Linked DNA regions of Homo sapiens: all the other regions are linked to region 2. The links are chromatin loops, found by intact Hi-C in ENCODE. Cell type or tissue: heart right ventricle. All regions are shown on one strand. Region 1 overlaps DENND5A (DENN domain containing 5A). Region 2 overlaps DENND5A (DENN domain containing 5A). Region 3 overlaps ZNF143 (zinc finger protein 143). Region 4 overlaps IPO7 (importin 7).

The links. Hi-C counts contacts between places; a loop is a spot of excess contacts. Peaks named below come from ENCODE experiments on the same cell type or tissue, not always from the same donor. Only the 100,000 strongest peaks of a DNase experiment are listed, where the experiment ranks them.
Region 1: it touches region 2 in a loop (2.0-fold over the local background); 20 of 110 quality-filtered maps call a loop at or near these places.
Region 3: it touches region 2 in a loop (2.3-fold over the local background); 41 of 110 quality-filtered maps call a loop at or near these places.
Region 4: it touches region 2 in a loop (2.5-fold over the local background); 10 of 110 quality-filtered maps call a loop at or near these places.

The regions. Positions count from the first base shown.
Region 1 is chr11:9,257,977-9,262,976 of GRCh38, forward strand. All of the region lies in intron 1 of DENND5A (DENN domain containing 5A), which reads right to left. Among named protein-coding and RNA genes, the nearest start is that of DENND5A, 4.9 kb to the right of the region's middle. RefSeq lists a silencer at 2,887-2,946. In heart right ventricle, a CTCF peak has its summit at 2,395; no DNase peak of the experiment used is centred here; H3K27ac peaks cover 2,037 bases.
Region 2 is chr11:9,172,432-9,177,431 of GRCh38, forward strand. All of the region lies in intron 8 of DENND5A (DENN domain containing 5A), which reads right to left. Among named protein-coding and RNA genes, the nearest start is that of SCUBE2, 83 kb to the left of the region's middle. In heart right ventricle, no CTCF peak of the experiment used is centred here; no DNase peak of the experiment used is centred here; H3K27ac peaks cover 598 bases.
Region 3 is chr11:9,504,766-9,509,765 of GRCh38, forward strand. It overlaps ZNF143 (zinc finger protein 143), which reads left to right. Exons shown (of 16, transcript NM_003442.6): 12 at 3,854-4,081. Among named protein-coding and RNA genes, the nearest start is that of ZNF143, 46 kb to the left of the region's middle. RefSeq lists a silencer at 2,088-2,207. In heart right ventricle, CTCF peaks have their summits at 2,174 (motif pointing left) and 2,385; a DNase peak (open chromatin) is centred at 2,176.
Region 4 is chr11:9,402,262-9,407,261 of GRCh38, forward strand. IPO7 (importin 7) reads left to right here. Exons shown (of 25, transcript NM_006391.3): 2 at 1,029-1,110. Among named protein-coding and RNA genes, the nearest start is that of IPO7, 20 kb to the left of the region's middle. In heart right ventricle, no CTCF peak of the experiment used is centred here; no DNase peak of the experiment used is centred here.

The sequences.
Region 1 (5,000 bases), 86 kb after region 2:
GAGACAGGGTTTCACCATGTTGGCCAGGCTGGTCTCAAACTCCTGACCTCAAGTGATCCACCCACCTCAACCTCCCAAAGTGCTGGGATTACAAGCATGAGCCACCGTACCCGGTCTACACACAGTACACACAGTATTCTTTCTTTTTCCTTTTTAAATTATACTTTAAGTTCTGGGGTACATGTGCAGAACATACAGTTTTGTTACATAGGTATACACATGGCATGGCATGGTGGTTTGCTGCACCTGTCAACCAGTCACCTACATTAGGTATTTCTCCTAATGTTATCCCTCCCCTAGTCCCCCACCCCCCCAACAGGCCCCAGTGTGTGATGTTCCCCTCCCTACATCCATGTGTTCTCATTGTTCAACTCCCACTTATGAGTGAGAACATGTGGTGTTCCGTTTTCTGTTCTTGTGATAGTTTGCTGAGAATGACGGTTTCCAGCTTCATCCATGTCCCTGCAAAGGACATGAACTCATCCTTTTTTATGGCTGCATAGTATTCCATGATGTGTATGTGCCATCTTCTTTATCCAGTCTCTTACTGATGGACATTTGAGTTGGTTCCAAGTCTTGCTATTGCACACACAGTATTCTTTCTTACCATGAAACAGAAACCTGGACTAGAAAAAAACTACCATAACGTCTGTTCCTGCCCTGCCAGACAAATTTTTTGCTTGTTCCCCCCGCATCCACCACTCATCAAAGGTCTGCAAAGCATGCAAAATATCACTCAAGTAGCAGAAAAGAATGAAATGTGGCAAGGGAGACAAATATTCTCCCACTTTCTCAGGGCCTCAGTTTCCTCATCTGTAAAATCAGAAGGTTATATAATTGCAAAGGGTGCTTTCATGTTAACATTCGATAATTTTGAAGTTCGAATTTCACTGCTCAATACAGTCAAGGAGGAGTATGATTTGACTAGTCCTCTAGCTTTCCTAGACAGTCACCTTTTTCTCTTTCTTAATTATTTTTATTTTTTATAAAAACAGGGTATTAGGCTGGGCGCAGTGGCTCACACCTGTAATCCCAGGACTTTGGGAGGCCGAGGCGGGCAGATCAACTGAGGTCAGGAGTTCAAGACCAGCCTGACCAACATGGTGAAACCCCATCTCTACTAAAAATACAAAATTAGCCGGGCATGGTGGCACATGCCTGTAATCCCAGCTACTTGAGAGGCTGAGGCAGGAGAATCGCTTGAGCCCAGGAGGCAGAGGTTGCAGTGAGCTGAGGTCGTGCCATTGCACTCCAGCCTGGGCAACAACAGCAAAACTCCATCTCAAAAAAATAAACAACAGGCCAGGCGTGGTGACTCAAGCCTGTAATCTCAGCACTTTGGAAGGCCAACGCAGGCGGATCACAAGGTCAGGAGATCAAGACCATCCTGGCTAACACGGTGACACCCCATCTCTACTAAAAAAAAAAAGTACAAAAAAATTAGCCGGGCGTGGTGGTGGGCGCCTGTAGTCCCAGCTACTCCGGAGGCTGAGGCAGGAGAATGGCGTGAACCCGGGAGGCGGAGTTTGCAGTGAGCCGAGATCGTGCCACTGCACGCCAGCCTGGGCGACAGAGTGAGACTCCCATCTCAAAACAAACAAACAAACAAACAACAAAAAAACAGGGTCTTGCTACAGTGGCCAAGGTGATCTCAAACTCCTGGACCCAAGCATCATCCTGCCTCAGCCTCCCAGACTGCTGGAATTACAGATGTGAGCCACTGTACCAGGACCCTCTCTCTTCTAAAGGTGACATTAAGAGACTATTTCAGGCCAGGCGAAGCGGCTCACACCTGTAATCCCAATACTTTGGGAGGCCAATGCGGGTGGGTCACCTGAGGTAAGGAGTTCAAGACCAGCCTGACCAACATGGCGAAATCCTGTCTCTACTAAAAATACAAGAATTAGCCAGGTGTGCTAGTGCACACCTGTGGTCCCAGCTACTTGGGAGGCTGAGGCTCAGAATCACTTGAACCAGACAGGCAGAGGTTGCAGTGAGCTGAGATCACGCCATTGCACTCCAGCCTGGGCAAAAGAGCAGGACTCCATCTCAAAAAAAAAAAAAAAAAAAAAAAGAGAGAGACTATTTCAGTGTAGTCTCAATTTTCTAGTAAGTTCATACAGCACACTGGCCAGTTTCCCATCTATCCTTATCCCTAGCCACTTCTCTTCAATTCCTGGCAAGAGCTTCTGCACAGAGCCTGGGAAAATTGGAGTACAAGATGAAAGAACCTAGGATACTTATATCTCAATGCTAGGTGCAGATCAGTTCAGAGGAACTTACAGATTCCAAGGTAAGAAATACGTCACAAGTATTTGGGAACCTTAATTCTCAAGCAGAGACAAGGAAAATAAACTCATGAACCCCATTTCACAGTAAAACCTTCTCCTGGGGTCACCTAGTGGTGACCATCAGAAACAAAGAAAAAGAAGATTCACCAGGACATTCGCCCATCAGAGGTAGAAAAAGAAACTGAACTCCACTATCATCTGCCTCCCCACTTACGATGTGCCAAAAATAATGGAAAACATAAATCAGAAGCAATTCTTCCAGATTTGCTTACCTAACTGACAAGTTCAAAAAGCCAACAAGCAGACACCATATCCTCAAGGTGGCTAAATCTGTGCTTTGCTCACATATTACCTTCTTCTCCTTCTAGCCCAAAGAGCTTCCTCAACCAGAAAACAAAATTAATTTTCACACATTCCTCAATTCCTTGCACAAAAAACAACTACATTACTTGCCTAAATGCTGAGTCTGCAAGAAAGGGAAAGAAGTGACAGGAAGAGATTCCTACAAAATCCAATTACCTCAGTCTATATTAAACACAGCAAGCTCTATGCTTATTTGGGTTTTTTTATTTTTTATTTTTAGTTGTATTTGTTTATTTGAGACAGGGTCTCACTCTGTTGCTCAGGCTGGAGTGCAGTGTCACAATCTCAGTTCACTGCAACCTCTGCCTCTGAGACTCAAGTGACCTTCTCACCTCAGCTTCCTGAGCAGCTGGGACCACAGGTGCATGCCACCACACCCAGCTAATTTTTTGTACTTTCTGTAGAGATAAGAGTCTTGCCGTGCTGCCCAGGCTGGTCTCAAACTCCTGGGCTCAAGCAATTCACCCACCTCAGCCTCCCAAAGTACTGGGATTACAGGTGTGAGCTACTGCGCCCAGCCTCCATGTTTATTTGTTGCAGACAGAGAGGAATGAATCTTAACCTTTCTCCACAAAACAAGAAGGAACACCGAGCATCTTTGATTTGCTTATTCTGGGTTCACTTTTTAAGAATGTAGATGCTACCTGAGCTATGTAAGTTAACTGTGTGGAGTGCACCTTCTTAGAGACTCCTTAATACCTTCTTGGAGAACCTGGCTACAAATTACAATTTCCTGTAGTTAGTTACTGAGTATGATATCATCAGTTTGGGAGCTACAAGGCAGGCTGAGGAGAGAAAATGCACCCTGGAGACTCTCAGGAAGAACCTGCTATTTGTACTCTGCTTTGTTTTATTCAAAGATTCCCTCTGGGAGTGGTGGCTCACGCCTGTAATCCTAGCATTTTGGGAGGCCGAGGTGGGCAGATCACTTGAGGTCAAGAATTCAAGACCAGCCTGGCCAACATGGTGAAACCCCATCTCTACTAAAGATACAAAAATTAGCCTGATGTGGTGGCACGCGCGGCTCATAATCCCAGCTACTCGGGAGGCTGAGGCAGAATTGCTTGAACCTGGGAGACGGAGGTTTCAGTGAGCCACTATTGCAGCACTGCATTCCAGCTGGGGCAACAGAGTGAGACTGTGTCTCAAAAAAAAAAAAAAAAAAAGATTCCCTCTGGATAGTTCAGATTCCCCTACCAACCCACCAGAAATGAAATGAAGAGGGAAAAAAAATCCTTCCAACACTGCATACTCTAACAAAGGCCACCTATCGGAAATGTGGTCTCGGCATTCCACTACTGCAACCACATTTTTAAAAAAACAGAAAATACCCCTCTTTACACATTTTATACAACTCATCCCCCTTTCTTTATTATCCCAATAAACTTTCACAAGGATATAATTTTAGCTTGCCAAAAAGCCAGATAATTAACACATATCCATTAAGACAGTAACATTTCTTTTTTAATGAAATGTTGAAAGACAGTTTTTAAACATTTTTGAAGGTCTACTTGATGAGATTATTTTTATTTACATTCTTTTTTTATAGATGAGGACCCTGACAGGGTTATCTCTAACTTGCTCCCAATCACAAAGATAGTCAATAGGAGAGCAGGAATATTACCCTAAACTCATGCTCTCGCTAACAGTTAACTTCCCAGCTTCATTCTTATGCTCTATCATTCGCAAAACATTCTATCTTCTCAAACCAAGTGTTCATACAATTTGACACTCAAAAACACGCATAAAAAAAAGTTTATTCCACCACCTTAGTTTCTTTTACTGAGAAGAATTATGTTGTTTTTAATATTTCTCAACATGTTAGTGTTTTCTAAAGACCTCCAGCCAGGCCAATGAGATGCAGTTTAATGTCATGAGAAGAGCACTGGACCAAGCAATTAACTAGTGTATACAGGCCCCACTGTCCTTCCTGGGCCTCATTTTCCCCTCTGAGGTCCCTTCCAACACCAATACCCTGAACCGAATTCCAAAAATTACATCAAAGTCACAAACTTACTACATATGAAAAAGATGAAAAACATCTGTACTATAAGAATTTGAAGACCTTAAAAGATAAACTTGAACAATTATTAGGTACTCATCAAAATAATTTTTTTTTTTTGGACGGAGTCTCGCTCTGTCGCCCAGGCTAGAGTGCTGGAGTGCAGTGGCGCGATCTGGGCTCACTGCGAGCTCCGCCTCCCGGGTTCACGCCATTCTCCTGCCTCAGCCTCCTGAGTAGCTGGGACTACAGGCGCCCGCCACCACGCCCGGCTAATTTTTTGTATTTTTAGTAGAGACGGGGTTTCACCCTGTAAGCCCGGATGGTCTCGATCTCCTGACTTC
Region 2 (5,000 bases):
ATGGTTTGGCTCCATGTCCGCACCCAAATCTCAACTTGAACTGTAATAATCCCCATGTGTGGTGGGAGGGACCCAGTGGGAGGTAACTGAATCACAGGGGCGGTTTCCCTCATGCTATTCTCGCGATAGTGAGTGAGTTCTCATAGATGTGATGGTTTCATAAGCATCTGGCATTTGCCCTCCTGGTACTCATTCTCTCTCCTGCTGTGCTGTGAAGAGGTGCCTTCCACCATGCTTGTAAGTTTCTTGAGGCATTCCCAGCCATGCGGAACTGAGTCAATTAAACCTCTTTCCTTTACAAATTACCCAGTCTTGGGTATTTCTTCATAGCAGCATGAGAATAAACTAATTATAAAGTGAGAAGACAGAGGAGCGACATCTTTTTTTTATTTTTATTTTTTTGAGACAGGGTCTCATTCTGTCGCCCGGGCTAGAGTGCTGTGGTGTGATCTTGGCTCACTACAACCTCCACCTTCCGGGTTCAAGCAATTCTTGTGCCTCAGCCTCCTGAGTAGCTTGGACTACAAGCACGTACTATCATGCCTGGCTAATTTTTTTTTTTTTTTATATGTTTAGTAGCAACGGGGTTTCACCATGTTGGCCAGGCTGGTCTCAAACTCCTGACCTCAAGTGTTCTGCCCACCTCAGACTCCCAAAGTGCTGGGATTACAGGAGTGAGCCACCGCGCCTGGCCTGGAGCAACATCTTTAGAGTACTGAAAGGAAAAAGCTATTAACCTATACTCAGGGAAAATACCTTTCAAAGACAAAAGAATTACAAAAGCTGAAAGAATTCATCACCAGCAGATCTACACTACAAGAAATGTTAAAGGAAGTCCTTCTGGCAGTAGGAAAATAATGCCAGATGGAAGTATGGATCTACAGAAAAGAAAGAAGAGCACCAGAAATGCTAACTACACAGTTAATGTATTAGATTTTGTACTTATTATTCAAATCCCTTTAAAAGGTAATTGACTGTTTAAACAAAAATGACCATGTAGTGTTAGGTTTATGACATATGTAAAAGTAAAATAGATGACAATAGCACGTCGGCTAGGAAGAGAGAAATGGAAATAGAGTTTTGTGAAGTTCTTTTTGTTGTTGTTTAGAGACAGGGTCTCATCATGTGATCCAAGTTGGACTCAAACTCCTGGGCTCAGGCAACCCTCCCCCTTCAGCTTACCAAACAGCTGGGAGTATGGGTGCACATGACTGTGCCTGGCAGTTCTGTACAGTTCTTATACTATGTGGAAAGTGATATTGTATCACCTAAAAGTAGACTGTGATAAGTTAAATGTGTACTATAAATCCTAAAGCAACTGCTAAAATAACACAAGTTATAGCTAGTAAACCAACAAAGTAGATAAAATGAAATCATAAAAAAAATTGAAAGGCCGGGTGCAGTGGCTCACGCCTGTAATCCCAGCACTTTGGGAGGCCGAGGCGGGCGGATCACGAGGTCAGGAGATCAAGAGATCAAGACCACGGTGAAACCCCGTCTCTACTAAAAATACAAAAAATTAGCTGGGCTGCGCAGTGGCGAGCGCCTGTAGTCCCAGCTACTCGGGAGGCTGAGGCAGGAGAATGGCGTGAACCCGGAAGGCAGAAGTTGCAGTGAGCCTAGATCTCGCCACTGCACTCCAGCCTGGGCGATAGAGCAAGACTCCGTCTCAAAAAAAAAAAAAAAAAAAAAAAAAAAGAAAAAAAAATTGAAAATATTCAATTAGTACACAAGAGGGCAGAAAAAGAAGAAAAGGGAACAAAGAACAGATGGGACAAATAGAAAACAAACAGCAAAATGACAGGCTTAAACCCAGCAATATCAATAATCATATTAAATGTACATGGTCTGAAGACCTCAGTTAAAAACCGGAAACTGTCAAATTGGATAAAAATGCAAAACCCAATTACATGCTGCCTACAATAAATACCCTTTAAATATAAAGACACAAATAGATTAAAAGTAAAATAATGACAAAGATATGCCCTGTTAGCACTAGTCAAAAGAAAGCTGGAGTAGTTATTAATATCAGACAAAACAGATTTCACAGTAAAGAATATTACTCTGAATAAAGAAGGTTATTTCTTTTTTTTTTTTTTTTAGAAAAAAAAATTAAAAATTAGCCAGGCATGGCGGCACACATCTACTGTCCTAGCTACTTGAGAAGCTAAGACGAGAGGATCCCTTCAGCCCACTAGTTCAAAGTTACAGAAAACCACGGCCACACCACTGCACTCTAGCCTGAGCAACAGAGCGAGACCCCATCAACATTAAAACAACAACAAAAAAAATCAATATAATTCACCATATTAACAAACTAAAGCTAAAAACCATATAATTACCTTGATAGATACAGAAAAAGCATTTGACAAAATTCAACATCCACCTCAGATAAAAACGCTGAACAAACTAGTAAGATCCTTAACTGCTAAAGGTTATCTATGAAAAACAAAGGAATAAGATGCCCACTCTCACCACTTCTATTTGACTTCGTACTAGAGGTTCAAGCCAGTGTAATACAGAAAAAAAATAAATAAATAAGAAGAAGAAGAAAAAGAAAAGGAAAAGAAATAAAAGGTATCCAGGGTGGTGGAAAGGAAAAGTAAAACTATCATTATTCACAGGTAATATGACTGTCTATGTAGAAAATCTGATGGATGTACAAAAAAGCTATTAAAAGTTAGTTTAGTATGGTTGCAGGACACAATATAAACATACAAAATGCTATTATAGTTCTATATACTAGCAATGAACAATTAGAAATTAAAATTAAGAAAGCAATAAAATAGCACCAAATTTATATAACACAAAACAATTTAAAATAACACCAAAAAATATGAACTACTTAGGGAAAAATCTGATAAGACATATAAAACCTGTACCCTGAAAAGTACATAATGCTGTTGAGAAAAATTAAAGATGACCTAAATAAATGGAAAGATATGCCATGTTAATGGATCAGAAGACTCGGTACTGTTAGGATGTCAAATATCAATCAAAATCTTGAAAGGTTTCTTTGCAGAAGTTGGCAAGTTGACTCTAAATATGTATGGAAATACAAAGAACCCAGAATAGCCAAAACAACTTTGAAAAGAACAAAGTTACAAGATTAACACTACTTGATTTCAAGATTTAATATAAGCTACAGTAATCATTTAATGTAAGCTACAGTAATCAAGACAGTGTGGTATTGGTATAAATGTAGACCAACAGATCAATGAAACAGAACAGAGAATCCAGAAGTAGACGAACACATATACAGACTAATAACATTTTGACAAAAGCAAAAAGGCAATTCATTAGAGAAAGGATGGTCTTTTCAACAGATGAATATCTATATGAAAAAAAAATGGACGCATAACTTATACTACTTACAAAATTAACTTGAAATGGATCAGAGACTTGAACGTAAAACCTAAAACTATAAAACTTCTACAGGGAAATATAGGGTAAAATCTCTATGTGACCTTGGTAGGGCAAAAGTGTCTTAGATACAATAAAAGTATAATCCAACTGATAAATTGGGCCTCATCAAAATAAAAGATTTTGTTCTCAAAAAGACAATTAGGCACACACAAATCAAAATCACGTCTCCCTTACATTTTCTAGTCTTCTCTCTTTACCTTTCATTCCTGTTCCAGGACCCTCATTAAGATGACCTTTTGGCAAAGTCCTTTTGGCAAAGGCTTGAGGACAAGTTGTCCATGCAATTAGACTACTTTAACTCAGTTAGAACATAGGTTCCTGAACTAGAAAATGTAAGACTTTGAACTAGAAAATGCAAGACTTTGTCTAAACTGTCAGCAGTTATATCTTCAAAGCCTAGAAACAAGCCTGGCAAATTCATTCATCTGGCAAATATTTCTTGAAGACTTGCCATACATTTGGCATCTGGTAGGTAGTTATAAAATGCAGCAAATGAGTGACCAAAATATACAAAAATGCCTTAACAAGGACACTGAACATCCTGCAGGAAGTGAACACACTACTTAATCTAGTACTTCAAGCTGAAACCATTCTCTAGCTAAACTAATGTAGATGAGTCCTCTGAACAAAAGGACATGTTCAATCATTTGTGTAGATTATAACATCCCTACATGCTGGGTACAATGCCAGAAGAATGGGGGTAAGAAAATGAGTAAATACAATCTCTGTCCTTAAGCTGTTCCCCAATAATGATAGCTAGAAAAAGTAGAGATTATTGAGTAAAAGCATGCACAAAGCACCACAGGAACAGAGAAGAAGAATCAACTGACTCAGTCTGGGGGCATCAGAGAAGGTTTCATAGAGAAGGAAATGTATCTGCTAGGTTTGTGTGGCAAATACCATCAACTGCTTACTCATAATTCATTCACCCCTTCTTTCTTGCTCATAGACCTTCATACTGTTCAGGGTAACATTATACCCAGTTCAATGTTCACTTTCACAGCTTCCCATGCACTTGAGGTTGATCATATAATATGATTTTGGCCTATGAGACAATGAAAGTTGTTAGAAATTTCTGGGAAAGCTTTTCCTTTCTGATAAAAGTGGGAAAAATAGGCTGGGCACAGTGGCTAACGCCTATAATCCTAGCACTTTGGAATGCAGAGGTGGGAGAACTGCTTGAGCCCAAGAGTTCGAGGCCAGCCTGGGCAACATGGCGAGACTCTGTCTCTAAAAAATATAAAAAATTAGCCAGGTATGGTGGTATGTGCCTGCAGTCCTAGCTACACGGGAGACTGAGGTGAGAGAATTGCTTGAGCCTAGGAAGTCAAGGCTGTGGCGAGCCATAATCGCACCACTACCCTCCAGCCTAGGCAACTGAGTGAGACCCTGTCTCGAAAAAAAAAAAAAAGAAAGAAAGAAAAAAAAAAAAGGTGGAATGGTGAATATAGCCGGCATCAACCTTCCCCTCTTCTTGCCTCGAATGTGAATATGAAAAGCTTCTGGGGCTGGAGCTGGGTGTGGTGGTTCATGCGCGTAATGCCAACACTTTGGGAGGCCAAGACAGGAGGATC
Region 3 (5,000 bases), 330 kb after region 2:
CTGGGTTCAAGCGATTCTCCTGCCTCAGCCTCCTGAGTAGCTGGGACTACAGGCACCTGCCACCACGCCCAGCTAATTTTTATACTTTTAATAGAGACGGGATTTCACCATGTTGGCCATGACAGTCTCAATCTCTTGACCTTGTGATCCACCCGCCTCGGCCTCCCAAAGTGCTGGGATTACAGGTGTGAGCCACCACGCCCAGCCTCTTTTTTTTTTTTTTTTTAAGATGGAGTCACGCCCTGTCACCCAGGCTGGAGTGCAATGGCACGATCTAGGCTCACTGCAACCTCCGCCTCCTGGGTTCAAGTGATTCTCCTGCCTCAGCCTCCTGAGTAGCTGGGACTACAGGCGCATACCACCATGCCCAGCTAATTTTTGTATTTTTAGTAGAGACAGGGTTTCACCATGTTGGCCAGGATGGTCTCCATCTCCTGACGTTGTGATCCACCCACCTTGGCCTCCCAAAGTGCTAGGATTACAGGCGTGAGCCACCATGCCTGGCCAAAAGACTTTTTTTTTGAGATGGAGTCTCGCTCTGTCGCTCAGGCTGGAGTGCAGTGTCGTGACCTCAGCTCACTGCGACCTCTGCCTCCTGGGTTCAAGTGATTCTCCTGCCTCAGCCTCCCGAGTAGCTGGGATTACAGGCGCATGTCATCACGCTGAGCTAAGTTTTGTATTTTTAGTAGAGACAGGGTTTCACCATGTTGGCCCAGCTGATCTTGAACTCCTGACCTCAGGTGAGCCACCACGCCCAGCCCTGATATGCAATTTTTGTGTGCTATACATAAACATGTACCTACGAATGAGTTCACTTACTGTTAAATAATTATGGCCAGGCATGGTGGCTCACACCTGTAATCCCAGCACTTGGGGAAGGTCAAGGTGAGCAGATCACTTGAGGTCAGAGTTTCGTGACCAGCCTGGCCAACATGGTGAAACCCTGTCTCTACCAAAAAATACAAAAATTAGGCCTGGTGGTGGGCACCTGCAATCCCAGCTACTTGGGAGACTGAGGCAGGAGAGTTGCTTGAACCTGGGAGGTGGAGGTTGTAGTGAGTCAAGATCATGCCACTGCACTCCAGCCTGGGCGACTGAGTGAGACTCCATATCAAAAAAAAAAAAAAAAAAAGGAAAAGACAATTCATCTTTTAAGTGCTTCTTATTAAAATATATGTGCTTAAGTGCCTTTTTGTAATATTTGGAGAAAATGGCTGGGGCTTTTTGGATGGGCTGGGAAAACATTATTTTTCCCATTTAAATTAATGGAATATAGATAGAGCTTGGCGCAGTAGTAGCTCATGCCTGTAATCCCAGCACTTTGGGAGGCCAAGGTGGGTGGATCACTTGAGGTCAGGAGTTCAAAACCAGCCTGGCCAACATGGCGAAACCAATTCTCTACCAAAAAATACAAAAGTTAGCTGGGTGTGGTGGCAGCTGCCTGTAATCCCAGCTACTCAGGAGGCTGAGGCAGGATAATCACTTGAATCCAGGAGGTGGAGGTTGCAGTGAGTCGAGATCACACCATTGCACTTCCAGCATGGGTGACAGAGCGAGACTCCGTCTCAAAAAGAAAAGAAAAAAGCAATGGAATACAGACTAATTATCTGAAAGCTAGCCATTCAACACATTTTATGGGCAAATTAGCATTCAATAAGAGAGATGCCTACATTAAGTTTGGCCATACTGATGTCTTTGGAACATTTAGGTAGAGCAGTGCTCTCAAATGAGTCTGCATATTGGATGTATCTCTTTAAAATAGACTGATTGCCCAGATCCTGTCTGCAAAGATTCTGACATAATTGTACTGGGGTGAGGCCCAGGCATCAGGGTGTATTTAAAGCTCCCCAGGTCTTTTAGTAGACTGTTTTGAGAATAATTGAAGTAGAGAGAGTATGCAGTTATAAATGTTGGTCTGACCTAAGAGGTGGGTCTGGGCTGGAAGAAAAGATTGGCTAATGATCAGGTAATTGCTACAATAACTGGTCACAATATCCAGTAGAGTAAAGATTCAGACCTGTGAAATGCAGTCCTTTTTTCTTTTCTTTTTCTTTTTTTTTCTTTGCAAGGCTCGTCAGATGACCCAGGTGAAGCTATGTAACTAGCCAGTAAGGGAGCTCAAAAGCTCAATCCAAATCCATTCGCCTCTTGGCTGTGGTTTGGTGCCACCTAGTGGCAGTTTCTGCTCTAGCCTAAATATCAATTGGGCTGATTTTTCCAAGTTGAAATTGGCTGCCCTTTCTCTTGCCCTCACCACATCTCAGCAACTATCCACCAAAATAAGAACATTAACCTGCCTGCTTTGGGAATGGGAACTGGGCAGAGGACAGGAAGAAATCGCCAATTACTTTATGTGTAAGACTTATGTTACGGTACATTAGTGTGGTATCTTATTTTTGGGGGGGTTTACTGTGTTTAGAACCACTGCGAAAGGTGCAGTTACCCAAGGAATGTGTCGAATGAGAATAAACCAGGACATGCATATGTATACACACTTTCATATGTACATTTTAAAAATCTGAGTTCACACCAATACCTCCAATTCCATTTCACCACAGGGTTCTTTTTGTTTTTCTTCCCCCATTCCATATTTGTATTCTCCTTTTTCCACAGCTGGAGCCCTTCCAGCAGCATTTGAAATATTTACTCATTTGCTCAGTCTTTTATTCCATCTAAAATAGTTTCAGAATCCCTTCACCCATACCACTACAGTAAACAAGCCTACTACAAATGAGCTGAATATTTGTTTGCAATTCTTCCCCTCACTCTCGCCACTGAGCCCAAGACTGAGGGCATAAGTCAAATACTGTGTAAATGAGCTACTTTAATTAATTTATTTGTTCCCCCACCCCAGCCCCTTCAGTGTAGTTAAAAGTATTCATTTAAACAATTAGGTTAATTTGTTCCAGTTTGCTTTCAGTTTTAGGTCCCTACACCACCACATGTTAGCACTGTCTAGATATTTTGTGATATTAAGTAATTATTATTAATTTTGTTTACATATTTTTTAAACTGGGACCCATCTTTTTGGTATACAGCCTGAAAGAAAAAGAATGTTACCTGCAACTGTTTCGGAATAATCCTGGTCGGGAAGAAGGGGGAAATGGGTAGTAAATATAAGAAACAATATTGGTCATGAACTGATAGTTGAAGCTGGATGATTGGTACATGGGGAACTGTTTCTCTATACTTTTGTGTATATTTGAAATTTTCTGTAGTAAAAAGTTCTAAAAATATGTGTACTGCCTATAATGTTCTCAAGCTGTTTCATGGGACAAAAATTAAAGTATTTACTTCCCTATGTATTGCCTGCTTGCTATTAGTGAATACTCAGTAGCTTTTGATTGGATGTAAGAAGTCAGGTTAAGTTAAATGAAACATGTTTGTCCTTTTAGTTGTATTGACATATCTAACTAGGTTTAATAGACTTTTAAAGACAATCCTTTTTTATTATCTTTATGAAATTCTTAGGAAGCTGCATAAGTTACGATAATAGCATTTATTATTATTAATAGACTATAACAGTATCTAGATTATCTAATTATGGGAAACAAATTACAGTTTCATTAAAGTTAGAGTTAAACTGGGCAACATCTCCATCCTTTTCTCATTCCTTGAGATTAAGGAGAACCTGGTGTTGATGCATGGAGACAGCACTAAGGATCATACTACCTTTTGAGTCAAGTCAAAACCATAGTTAGGGAATCTTTTCTTGTGTGCTGCCTCATGGTGGGATGAGGAGGGGTTTGGCAATTCTTTATTTTTAGAGGTATTTTACCCCCTGGGGGGGAAGTATGGAATGATTTTGCCTACATATGTAAAAGTTGAACTTTTTTTTGGTGTTGCTCTTTAGGAGAAAAGCCATATGTTTGTACAGTTCCTGGGTGTGACAAAAGGTTTACAGAATATTCCAGTTTGTACAAACATCATGTTGTCCACACTCATTCCAAACCTTACAACTGTAACCACTGTGGGAAGACATACAAGCAGATCTCCACGCTGGCCATGCACAAACGGACAGCCCACAACGACACTGAGCCCATCGAGGAGGAGCAGGAAGCCTTCTTTGAGCCGCCCCCAGGTGAGAGTTTTGTCTACTATATTTTGTTTCTGAGTTTGAGAATCAACAGTTATGAACATAATTTATGATTCATAGCATTTTCTGAAATCCTAATGTGTCATTCGTATAATCACATAAACATAATTTACAGCTGCAGTAAGTGCTATTGAAGAAAAGTATGTGGTACTCTGGGATGTATAGAAGGGAATGTTAGTTTGGGAGGTCAAGGAAGGGATTTTTGGAGAGATCTTGAGGTTGAATAGGGGTTAACTGGGTGAAGAAGCAGAGGTTGCTGGGAAGGGAAGCAGGAAGCAAAGGCAAGAGAATGTTCCAAATAGAGAGAATGGCACATGCAGAAAGCCAGGAGGTTGGAGAGACCAAAGTAAATTGGAGATACTGAATGAAGCCTGGCCAGTTAGGGCAGTTCTGCCTGGGAAGGTGATATGAAACAAGGCTGGAGAGCGAGGCAGGGGCAGCCAGCCTGTTTGGGTCCATTAAGCATGTTGGTCTTAATCGTAACACTAGAGAAGTACTCCCAAATAACTCTTCATTGATTCAGGTGCTATTAAGTATGTTATTGTAAGAGACAAAATTATTTGTTTCAGTAAACCCTTGGAAAAATATTTTAGAGAATTACATTGAATTATTTCAGATAAATAAGCATAGGTAAGTAGGTAAAAGGAAGTCGGTTTTTCTAAAACACAAAACAAAGCAAGTTGTCTTACAGTTTCATTGAGTACCTCCTAAATGAAGTAAATTTGAAAATTAAGAGAAGACATCTTTTTTCATTTTTAACAACATATATTGAAGCATTGAAAAACATTTAGGTGGAAAAGGTTTGTTGGAGAGTAAGGGAAAGAACAGATCATCTGCTCAGATGATTCCTTGTAGTCCTGATTTGTCTTTTCAGGTATTTGTTAGGTGGTGGTAGGTTAATAGC
Region 4 (5,000 bases), 230 kb after region 2:
TGGTGGCACGTGCCTGTAGTCTCAGCTACTCAGGAGGCTGAGGCAGAAGAATCGCTTGAACCCAGGAGGCAGAGGTTGCAGTGAGCCGAGATCATGCCACTGCACTCCAGCCCAGGCGACAGAGCGAGACTGTGTCTCAAAAAAAAAAAAAAAAAAAAAAAAAAAAGAATGCTAGTTGGGGGTCAGACGCAATGGCTCACGCCTGTAACCCCAGTACTTTCAGAGGTCGAGGCGGGTGGATCACGAGGTCAGGAGTTCGAGACCAGCTTGGCCAATATGGTGAAACCCCGACTCTAGTAAAAATATAAAAAATTAGGGCTGGGCACAGTGGCTCACACGTGTAATCCCTGCAGTTTGGGAGACAGACGCAGGCAGATCACGAGGTCAGGAGTTCGAGACCAGCCTGGCCAATACAGTGAAACCCCGTCTCTACTAAAAAAATACAAAAATTAGCTGAGCATGGTAGCGCTAGTCCCAGCTACTCAGGAGGCTGAGGAAGGAGAATCGCTTGAACCCAGGAGGTGGAGGTTGCAGTGAGCCGAGATCACGCCACTGCACTCTCGCCTTGGGGGCGACAGTAAGACTGTCTCAAAAAAAAAAAAAAAATTAGCGGGGTGTGGTCATGTGCACCTGTATGTAGTCTCAGCTACCCGGGAGGCTGAGGCAGGAGAATCGCTTGAACCTGGGGAGGCGGAGGTTGCAGTGAGCCAAGATTGCGTCACTGCACTCCAGCCTGGGCGACAGAGTGAGACTCTGTCTCAAAAATTAAAGAAAAAAGAATGCTAGTTGGGATAAATGGGAAGTGCAGTGCTATACAGGCTAATGAAAACATCCAAAAAGTTTTAGAATTTAAGTCATCAAATTCCTTAAAGTTCAATATAAGGGAGTGATGAGAAATAAGACTGGAACCAGTTATGAAGAGCCTTTTGTGCAAGCCAAGCAATGGAAATGTATTGGAGCCTCTTTGATCTGTAATTTTAAAGTATATTTATTTGCAGAAGTTTAAAATGGACTTTTTTTCTTTGTAGGCACACAAGTCTCTGAATTTTGTCTCAACACTGCTCCAGATTACTATGTCGGAACAGCTGGATTTACCTGTGAGACAGGCAGGCAAGTTTCCTAAATTATATTGAGTGTATGTAATCTATTGTTTAAAAGGTTCATAATCGAATAGCAGAAGTGTCTTGGGATGGCCCTTTGGCAATTTTTTCCCCCCAGGTAATTTGTTTACCTTCAGTGTTTACAGCTAACATCAGGTACCTTGATATCTGGTGGCAGAGTTTAAAGGAATAATTTGACATTTAGTTGAATTAAAATAGAAGCTTCAAATAGAAATTGATGGGGTTTATTAAAAGGTTCTATGTATTTTTAGAGTCCTTCCCTGATGGGTGATTATAAGACTCAAACATGTTTGTTTATATAGTCATCTCTTACCACCTTTTTGCTTTTATCGTTTTAACAGTTTAAAAAGTATTATACTATTTTTAGTTCCTGTTCAACATATTGAGCCACTTCCCTCAGTATCAAATAGTCTGAAAATGTGGCATACTACTTTTCTGAATATTATGTTAGTCTGTAAAAAATAATGTAGTGTACATTTTTAATTTTTTTTATTTTTTGTAGGCAGTCTCACTCTGTCCTCCATGCTGGAGTGCAGTGGTGCGAACTCGGCTCTCTGCAACCTCTGCCTCCCAGGTTCAAGCGATTCTTCTGCCTTAGCCTCCTGAGTAGCTGGGATTATAGGCGTGAGCCACCACTCCCAGCCTTTTCATTTCTTTTTAATTTATTTGCAGATGTAATAATTTTGTTATGGGAAATACAAAGTACCAATAATTTCATCATTCTAGAAAAACAGATTACATTTTTGTGTTATTTCTTGCTGTTCTTTCCCCCTGCACCTATTTTGTTAAAAATTTTGTTGGGGCTGGGTGCAGTGGCTCACGCCTGTAATCCCAGCACTTTGGGAGGCCAAGGCGGGGTTATCACAAGATCAGGAAATCGAGACCATCCTGGCTAACACGGTGAAACCCCGTCTCTACTAAAAATACAAAGAATTAGCCGGGCGTGGTGGCGGGCGCCTGTAGTCCCAGCTACTCGGGAGGCTGAGGCAGGAGAATGGCGTGAACCTGGGAGGCGGAGCTTGCAGTGAGCCGAGTTGGCGTCACTGCACACCAGCCTGAGCAACAGAGTGAGAGACCATCTCAAAAAAATAAATAAAAAATAAAAAAAAATTGTTTTCTCACTTCACTTAATGTTGTATACTGAGCATTTCCCTTTTCTTTACATAGTTCCGGTCTTCGGATTTTTTTTTTTTTTTTTTTTGAGACGGAGTCTCGCTCTGTTGCCCAGGCTGTAGTGCGGTGGCGCGATTTCCGCTCACTGCAAGCTCCGCCTCCCGTGTTCACGCCGTTCTTCTGCCTCAGCCTCCTGAGTAGCTGGGACCACAGGCGCCCGCCACCACACCCGGCTAATTTTTTGTATTTTTTAGTAGAGACGGGGTTTCACCGTATTTGCCAGGATGGTCTCGATTTGCTGACCTCGTGATCTGCCTGCCTTGGCCTCCCAAAGTGCTGGGATTACAGGCGTGAGCCACCGCGCCCGGCCTTCAGATTCATATTTTAATGGCTAAATAATTAGCCATAATATGCCATATGCAGTAAACTGTTAAAATTTTTAGAAATAGAATTTAGTCTGAAGTCTGTTTTGTTAACAGTATATTTTCATTTTCAGTGACTAAAATGTTGCCTAGTACAGTGTAGGTACTCAGGAAATAAATGAATTTAAATTATCACTTTAAATTAATTAATTAAATAACCTGGACTCTGCTAGGCAGATAGGAATTATTATTATTATTATTATTTTTAGACAAACTGGCTGTATTGCCCAGGCTAGAATTCAGTAGCTCCATCTTTTTTTTGTTTTTGTTTTTTTGAGACGGAGTCTTGCTCTGTCGCCCAGACTGGAGTGCAGTGGCGCGATCTCGGCTCACTGCAAGCTCCGCCTCCCAGGTTCACGCCATTCTCCTGCCTCAGCCTCCCGAGTAGCTGGGACTATAGGCGCCCGCCACCACGCCCGGCTAATTCTTTGTATTTTTAGTAGAGATGGGGTTTCACCGTGTTAGCCAGGATGGTCTCCATCTCCTGACCTCGTGATCTGCCCTGCCTCTGCCTCCCAAAGTGCTGGGATTACAGGCGTGAGCCACCGCCCCCGGCCCTCAGTAGCCTCATCTTGACTCACTGTAAACTCTGCCTCCCAGGCTCAAGCCATCCTCCCACCTCAGCCTCCTGAGTAGCTGGGACTGTAGGCACGTACCATCATGCCCTGATAATTGTTGTATTTTTTGTAGAGATGGCGTCCTGCCATATTGTCCAGGCTGGTCTCAAGCTTGTGAGCTCAAGTGATCTGCCTTCCTGGGCCTTCCAAAGTGCTAGGATTATGGGCGTGAGCCACCATGCCTGGCCATGACTTCTTTAAAAGCAAACAATTTTATGTAAATGACTGAACTCCCTGGTCAGCAGTAAATCTTTTTGTAAATATTTCTAATTTAATAGAAAAGGGTAATTTTTATTGTCTCCTTTCCCTCCCTTCCCTTCCTTTCTTCCTTCCCTTCCTCCTTTCCCTCCTTCTCTTCCTTCCTTTCCTGTCTTCCACAGGGTCTTGATCCTTGCCCAGGCCGGGGTGCAGTGACTCAGTTATAGCTCATTGAATCTTCAAACTTCTGGGCTCAAATAATCTTTCTACTTTAGCCTGCCAAACATCTGGGGCTGCAGGCATGTGTCACTACACCCATCTAATTATTTTATTTTGTAGAGATGGAATCTCACTATGTTGCTGAGGCTGGTCTTTTTTTTTTTTTTTTTTTTTTTTTTTTAGTAGAGACGGGGTCTCACTGTGTTTCCCCGGCTGGTTTCGGCTTCCAAAGTATTGAGCTTTACAGGCGTTAGCCACTATGGCTGGTCTTGAATTGCTGACCTCAAGTGATCCTCTCGCCTCAGCCTTCCAAAGTGCTGGGATCAAAGACGTGAGCCACTGTGCCTGGTCTTGTTTCTTTTTTATATATATTCAAGTCTCATTTATCTTTTACTAGTGAAGCTCACATTTTCCCGTTTTTAGATAAGAGTCTGCCTTTAAATCCAAATTTTTACTAAGAAGTTAAGTGTTTGACCTTTAGGAGTGATATTAATAAATTCTAGAGACTTGGTTATGTGTATTAGAAAAACAAATTACACTGGGAAATTGTTTTAGTGTGTACACAATTGGAAGGAGTTAAACTATGGAATTGGTCAAAAAATTTAAAATATCATTAATTTAAAAGTTATATACTTGGGGCTGGCCACGGTGGCTCACACCTGTAATCCCAGCACTTTGGAAGGCCGTAGATGGGGGATCATTTGAAGTCAGGAGTTCAAGACCAGCCTGGTCAACATGGTGAAACCCTGTCTCTACTAAAAATACAAAAAAATTAGCCGGGTGGTAGTGGCATGCACCTGTAATCCCAGCTACTCAGGAGGCTGAGGCAGGAGAATCGCTTGAGCCTGGGAGATGGAGGTTGTGGTGAGCTGAGATTGTGCCATTGTACTCCAGTCTGGGAAACAGAGTGAGACCCTTTCTCAAAAAAGAAAAAAAAATTATGTTCTTGGAATAATTGAATGAGATTTCTGTAGTGCATGGCATATGGTGGTTTCATCTGCTGGATTTCGAATGATTAGTTCATTCTGTCTTTGCTCAAGCATTCTGGCTAGAGTAGACTGAATCATGAGATCCTTACAGTGCAATTCCAAATTCTGTATTGTTGGGGCAAAAAATGTTTAAAATTCCGAATCACATAAGCATATATTCCATTCTTTACTTAGAATGGAAGTATTCAGAGGTTGCATCCAGAGACATTGGGACTGTTGTGTGGTCTTAGTATTGGTCTCTATTCTGTTTTGGAGAAAAAGAACCAAAATTCTGTAGTAGTAATAACCTGGACTTTGTTGGTCCTATTTGATTCTTTATTG